Linked DNA regions of Mus musculus: region 1 is linked to region 2. A link is a contact called in ENCODE Hi-C or POLR2A ChIA-PET data. All regions are on one chromosome and are shown on one strand. The core of a region is the stretch at or near the end of the contact, and the rest is flanking DNA. Distances in the headings are between cores, read along the strand shown. Region 1 overlaps Gm41387 (a long non-coding RNA gene). Region 2 overlaps Prickle1 (prickle planar cell polarity protein 1).

What was found. A loop is a pair of places that touch in the nucleus more often than their neighbours do. ChIA-PET counts read pairs that join two places held with the same protein, here RNA polymerase II (POLR2A).
Region 1: a loop to region 2 is called in a map of heart, with 2.2 times the contacts of the local background. The contact joins two enhancer-like sites. A Hi-C loop is called at or near these places in 1 of 37 maps with a recorded cell type or tissue (heart). POLR2A ChIA-PET finds 5 or more read pairs at or near these places in 1 of 5 experiments (Patski).

Annotation. Positions count from the first base shown.
Region 1 is chr15:93,697,237-93,699,936 of GRCm38, reverse strand. It overlaps Gm41387 (a long non-coding RNA gene), which reads right to left. Exons shown (of 3, transcript XR_875601.1): 2 at 1,489-1,621; 3 at 1,291-1,398. Gm41386 (a long non-coding RNA gene) reads left to right here. Exons shown (of 7, transcript XR_875596.1): 7 at 2,228-2,522. Among named protein-coding and RNA genes, the nearest start is that of Gm30339, 7.9 kb to the left of the region's middle. Within about 2 kb of position 1,340, at least 2 of the 3 ENCODE cell types and tissues checked have a DNase peak (open chromatin) inside an H3K27ac peak, as active enhancers do.
Region 2 is chr15:93,529,240-93,531,939 of GRCm38, reverse strand. The region is part of intron 1 of Prickle1 (prickle planar cell polarity protein 1); the gene reads left to right. Among named protein-coding and RNA genes, the nearest start is that of Prickle1, 65 kb to the left of the region's middle. Within about 2 kb of position 1,409, at least 1 of the 3 ENCODE cell types and tissues checked has a DNase peak (open chromatin) inside an H3K27ac peak, as active enhancers do.

The sequences.
Region 1 (2,700 bases), core at 91-2,590, 170 kb before region 2:
TAGAACAGATTATCTCTCTTGGAATCTTCGAGCTGTCAATACATGGAGGTCTTAGTGTGATTGTTTAGGAGACAATGCCAAAAAAAATTCTCTAAGTCTAGGAAATTCTCTGCTCTCTCCTCCAGCCTTGCTGGCACCGACTAGAGTCTCAGCAAATGCCATCAATCATATTTGATAACTACATGACCAACCTAAAAGCTATTTGTTTCTGGGGAGGGAGTTCATTTGATCGATTTTTAGTTTGAGGAGATTGGGAGGAGGGGGGGGGTATTTTGGTTTTTGCCAAAGTGACTGAACACATGATAAGGTTCTCAACAGTGTATGTAGATTCCTCATAAGGGACCTGCCTTCACTTGGGACAATGTTAGAGGGTTTCTGAATACTTTCTACTTCTGGTGGCTGACTTCAAGAATCCGTTAGGGGAGAACTCATGAGCCTTAAAAAGAAAAACACTAAGAAAAAAAATTTACCAGCAAACAAGTTAAGACTTCCACAGTGCCCCAAAACAAATTAAACCTTGTTACATATCAGGAAAACTTGACAGCTGCTACTCTGTAAATTTTTTTCTTTAATATTTACTATAAACAGCATTAACAGTGGGCTTCTCTTCTTTGTCTTCTGAAGGCACCTCCTGCTGTAGGCAAATGTCCTTACCCTCAGCCTGATGGTTTTTACGCTACCCTCGCTTACCGTTGTGTTGTGGACTTAGGGCTTGAGAACACAGGGAGGATGAATTTCTAGGAAACCAAGAATCAGGTCAGCAAAGTGTGCCATAGCCCTTCCCCGGGGGCCCAGAGGAGAAGCTCTGAGTTCAGCGTTTCTGCTGTGACTTCATGTGTTCTCACCAGCTTAGGTGGGTCTCTTTTTGGTATCACTCTGTCCTGCTTTGTTTTATAGAGATGCCTTTGCTTTCATTTCTTGTTTACATGTCAATTAGACATTTCGACTTGGCTCGTTTGCCACGGCTGCTTCTTCATCGTGGTTCCCAGCTATCCCCCCCCCACCCCCCCAAAGCACAGCAGCAACAGCCTCCCTAACTCTCTCCTGAGCTAAATACGGAGCAGTCAGGCGGTTTTCAGGAATACGAGAGAAACAATGTTTTTGGTCCCTTCTGAAAAAGTCCTCAGAAAAAAAAAGCCAGCATGAGGCATGTTCCTTCTCACAGAGAGGAACCTTGATTGGAAGTCCCAAGACAATTGTCAAGCTAACCAGGACAGCCTGTAGGAGAGGAAGCCGAGAGAAAGGCTGTCAGTGTGTGAGAAGGTATCTCCTCCCCACCCCACCCCCACCACCCTCCAACCCCAAAATAAACCCGGAGCTGATTAGCTGCTTTGGTCTTGGGCCAGTTGACTGCCAGCGAACAAGCTCAGGCTGAGTGTCTCTGCACGCCCTGTAGCCCTGTAGGGAGTGGGAGACTATTCACTGGGACGGTTCTTTTTTTTTTTTTTTAAAAAGACAATGTAGCCAAGAGGTAAAGTGTCAAAATACCTTCCTAAAAATAGACGCTTCTCCTGCCAAGGATAAGGGCACACACTCCAAGGCTCCAGACAGTTGTTGGAGCATCTGCTCACGTCTCACAGAAGAATATCAGTCGTGACGGGCAAGTATTTGGAGAGTCAACCTGTGACAGGAGCATATGAGTTAATTATAGTTAGCAGAGATTATTCTATATTAGTGCATCAACAAACCTGTTAGCCTGGTCTTCAGTTCTCCTATTAATGGGGGGTCTTCTCCCCCCAAACCCCGTGTTATAGTTATACCAGCATATTGAAGCTTGCCAGAAGATTTTTATAGAACAGTAAAGCCAATGCATAAAGCTGGTTGATTTTGATATCTGCTGTCTAAAGCTTTAGCAAAGCCTTGGATAACAGTCAAAGATTATGGTCATGTTTACAGTTTGGAAGCCTGAAGAGGAGGAGATGCTGTCCTATAATTTAAAAAGACTTGAAAATACTTTCCTAGCCAACTATCACACAACAGAAATCATTCTGGAATGAAGCGCTGGACTGAGTTTAGGGCAGAGATTGCCACCATGGCTTAAAAATAAGGGTAGAAGGTACACATTTGAGTTTTAAAACATGTGTGTATGTCAGCCTCTGAGAGACACACAGTGGGGCAGTTGGACAAGTCAGGATTAATTTTCATGGAAAACAAAAAAACAAAAAAGAAAAATAGCCAGAGATGGATAGATGCACAGGGGTCATTTGTCTTCCACTCTCATCCCCAGCCTACCCCACGCCCCGCCAGGCATGAAGAGAAGAGAGCTAAGGAGTTTGGTGTTGTCACATAGCCAGTTGGTGCCAAACCAGAAAACAGCCCAAGTCTATGTGACACCTCAGAACACTGGAGATCTGTGTGACACCTCAGAACACTGGAGATCTGTGTGACACCTCAGAACACTGGAGATCTGTGTGCCAATATGTCCTGAGCTCAGAGCTTTGCACATGTCTGTGACTTATGTTCTGTGCTGAGTGTCTGCCACGGACCGAGAATGTCTTACAAATAAAACTGTTTTTATAAAATAACCCACAAAGCAAGTTTTAATAGGTCTTGATAGTAAGCCCACTAACATTTTGATGTGTACATTATAGAGAGCTAATTATTACATACAAATACCCTGGGGAGAGTTGGAAGAAAAAAAACATTGATAGCAATATACTTTTGCCCACAGAGGTTCAAGAGTTAGGTAAAGCTAAAAGC
Region 2 (2,700 bases), core at 160-2,659:
TGCCACCAAGACCCTCCAGTGAGGATCGTAGCCGCCATACCTACAGAAGGCTACTTGAGGCAGCACCGGCATAGCCTCAGCTTGCTTTCTCCTCATTGTCCCGGCAGTGCCTGTGGTGAGAGCAGATGCTGTCTCACGGTGCCGATGGAAGAGTGTGCAGTCCAGGTGGTGCACTCACTCATGGGTTCTTCGAACTCCTCCATTCAGTTTAGTCCCATCATCACTTTATTATTCCTAGCAACAGCATCCAGGGTACTTTGTATGTGTGACTATTGTGCTTCCTTCCCCTGGGAACTCTTATTAAGCACCAGAAATGGAATGGCGTGTAGTAGATTTTAACTTGCCTGACTGTATTAAAAACATTCTGCACTTCCTGAAAGGCGTCCTCAGGGGTCAGGGGTGTGTCATTTTGAAGACTTCCTGGGACAGCATGAAGATGCTTATGCCTCTCTTTGGCCTCTTTAAAGAAAGAGAAATTGTGTGTGTGTGTGTGTGTGTGTGTACGTAAGTGTGTACATGTGTGTGTGTGTATACACATAAGTATCCACATTTATTTACTTTGTGTGTGATATACGTGTGTATATGCATATTTGTGTGCATACAGATATACATGGAAGTGGGTATATATGCACATATTTGTACATGTGTACAGGTCAGAGGTCAAACAGGTATGCTTCAGTTGCTGATCACATTGCTGTGTTGAAATAAGGTCTCTCGCTGCTTGCCAAGTCACGGTTTGGCTGGCTAGCCAGTGAGCCTTGGGAAGCCTTTTATTTTATTATCCTAGCAATGGGATGCCCTCATTTTGCCTTTCAAGCATGGGCTCTGGGGACCTGACTTGGGTCCTCACGCTTGCAAGGTGCACTTTACTGGTAGAGCTATTTTCCATCCCTGGCTTTTTAATCTCTTGAGTGGTAGCTTCCTCTGAAGAGGCTCTTTAACCATATTGTCAGATCTTTAAAAAAAAAAAAAAAAAAAAAAAAGTATGTGTCACGTCACATCAAATGCAGTCTGGCATGTGACATAAAAACTTCTTGTGTGCTGCTTGCTGTCACCCTTCAGGCAATTGCTCCATCCTCTTTAGACACACTCTCCCCAAAAGCAGGAGGATGTTGAAGTAGTTTGCTGGTAGAGCCCTTGTCTAGCACACAGGAAGCGTAGGTCTGAGCCCCACAGAACACCCTGTACCCTCATACGAAGAGAAGCATTGCAGAGGATCCTGGGATCCTGTTAGATCATACCATAGAAAGACTAATAAAAGCCTCAGGTCATAGAAATGTGGCTTCCTCCATTCTATCAGCAACTAGGGAGTCAGTCCCTGGCTGCCAGTGGAGTTTACGTGGAAGGAAGTACATTCCCTGTCAGCTTGGTTCCCAGCCCTCATAGGCTCCCGTTATTTAAACTTGTCTGCAGAAAATCTCTGTTGGGCAGCGTGTCAGGAGAACCGCCTGCAGGCTCTGCCAGACACTTAAGGATTACTGTTGCTGCTTTCTTCCCTCTCATTCGTTATTGTCACAACTGAAGAATGTTAGTTTTTTTTTTTTTTCAAAGCATGATGGTCCTGTGACTTGAACTGTAATCAATTTATCTGACAAGTTTATAATGGTTGCATTATTTCAGTGTCTTTGGCTTTGGGGGGGGGGGTGTCATGTGAGGCAGCAGAATGGGTCACACAGAGCCTCCATGGAGTAGCTCTTGAGGTCTGTCCCTTGTTCCACATAATGTCTGTGAGTTGAGGAGGTGATGGGCAAGCCACTGACGACATGCAAGAGTGATATCAGAGAGCACAGGGCACACTGATGTGGCTGTGACAACCAGGCGATGGAACATCTGCCATGCAAAGATCTGAATAAGCCAGTTGTGTTGTGTTTGGACAATCGGATGTGTGTCTGCGAGATTGGAATGGCACAGTCAACTCAACAATTCAAGGAATCCCCAGAGTCAGGGAGGCGTTCCTAGCGTATTTGCCTTTGAGCTACACAAATGTTTGGTTCTGCAGGTCAGCAAAGTAATATATTATCTGAGAGCTGCCCTCAAAGGGGCTGATAGCCGTTGCTTCATTATTGGCTGAAATAACCTGGAATTCAGATTTCTAGCATAGCCTTCTGTGTTCACGTGCTGCCGCTAAGGAAAAAAGTTAGGGAAGGTGAAACAATTTATTTAGCTGTTTATCAGCACTGCTGTGCCAGGCGTGGTAGAACATGACTTTTCCCGAGATTATAGAGGCAGGGGCAGGCAGATCTCTCTGAGTTTGAGGCCAGCCTGGTCTACATAATGGATTCTGAGCAATCCAGAGCTTTGCAATAGTCTTTAAAAAAATAAAATAAAATAAATCTGCTTTAAAACAAACAATAGAGAAGCTCAAAAGGATAAGCCATGATGTGAGACTCAGACTTGAATCCAGGCTTCTCTGCACTCTAACAACTTATGTTGTTAGAGGAACTTAACAATATACCAACAGAACTGAGTGCCAACGATACAGCATCTCTATGAGGCGAAGCCCTAGTATCAGTAATGAGGGGTCCACTTGACACCTTTGGGTTCTTGCCTAATGTATCACCAAGATAGTGACACCACATAATATGCCCACAATTATTCCGGTTCTAATACACGTTTGATGCCCCACTTTATATAGATTCTACCACTGCCCCTAAGTCACAAACTGTTCCCCAGAAAGAAGGCACTGTGCTATGTCCTCGA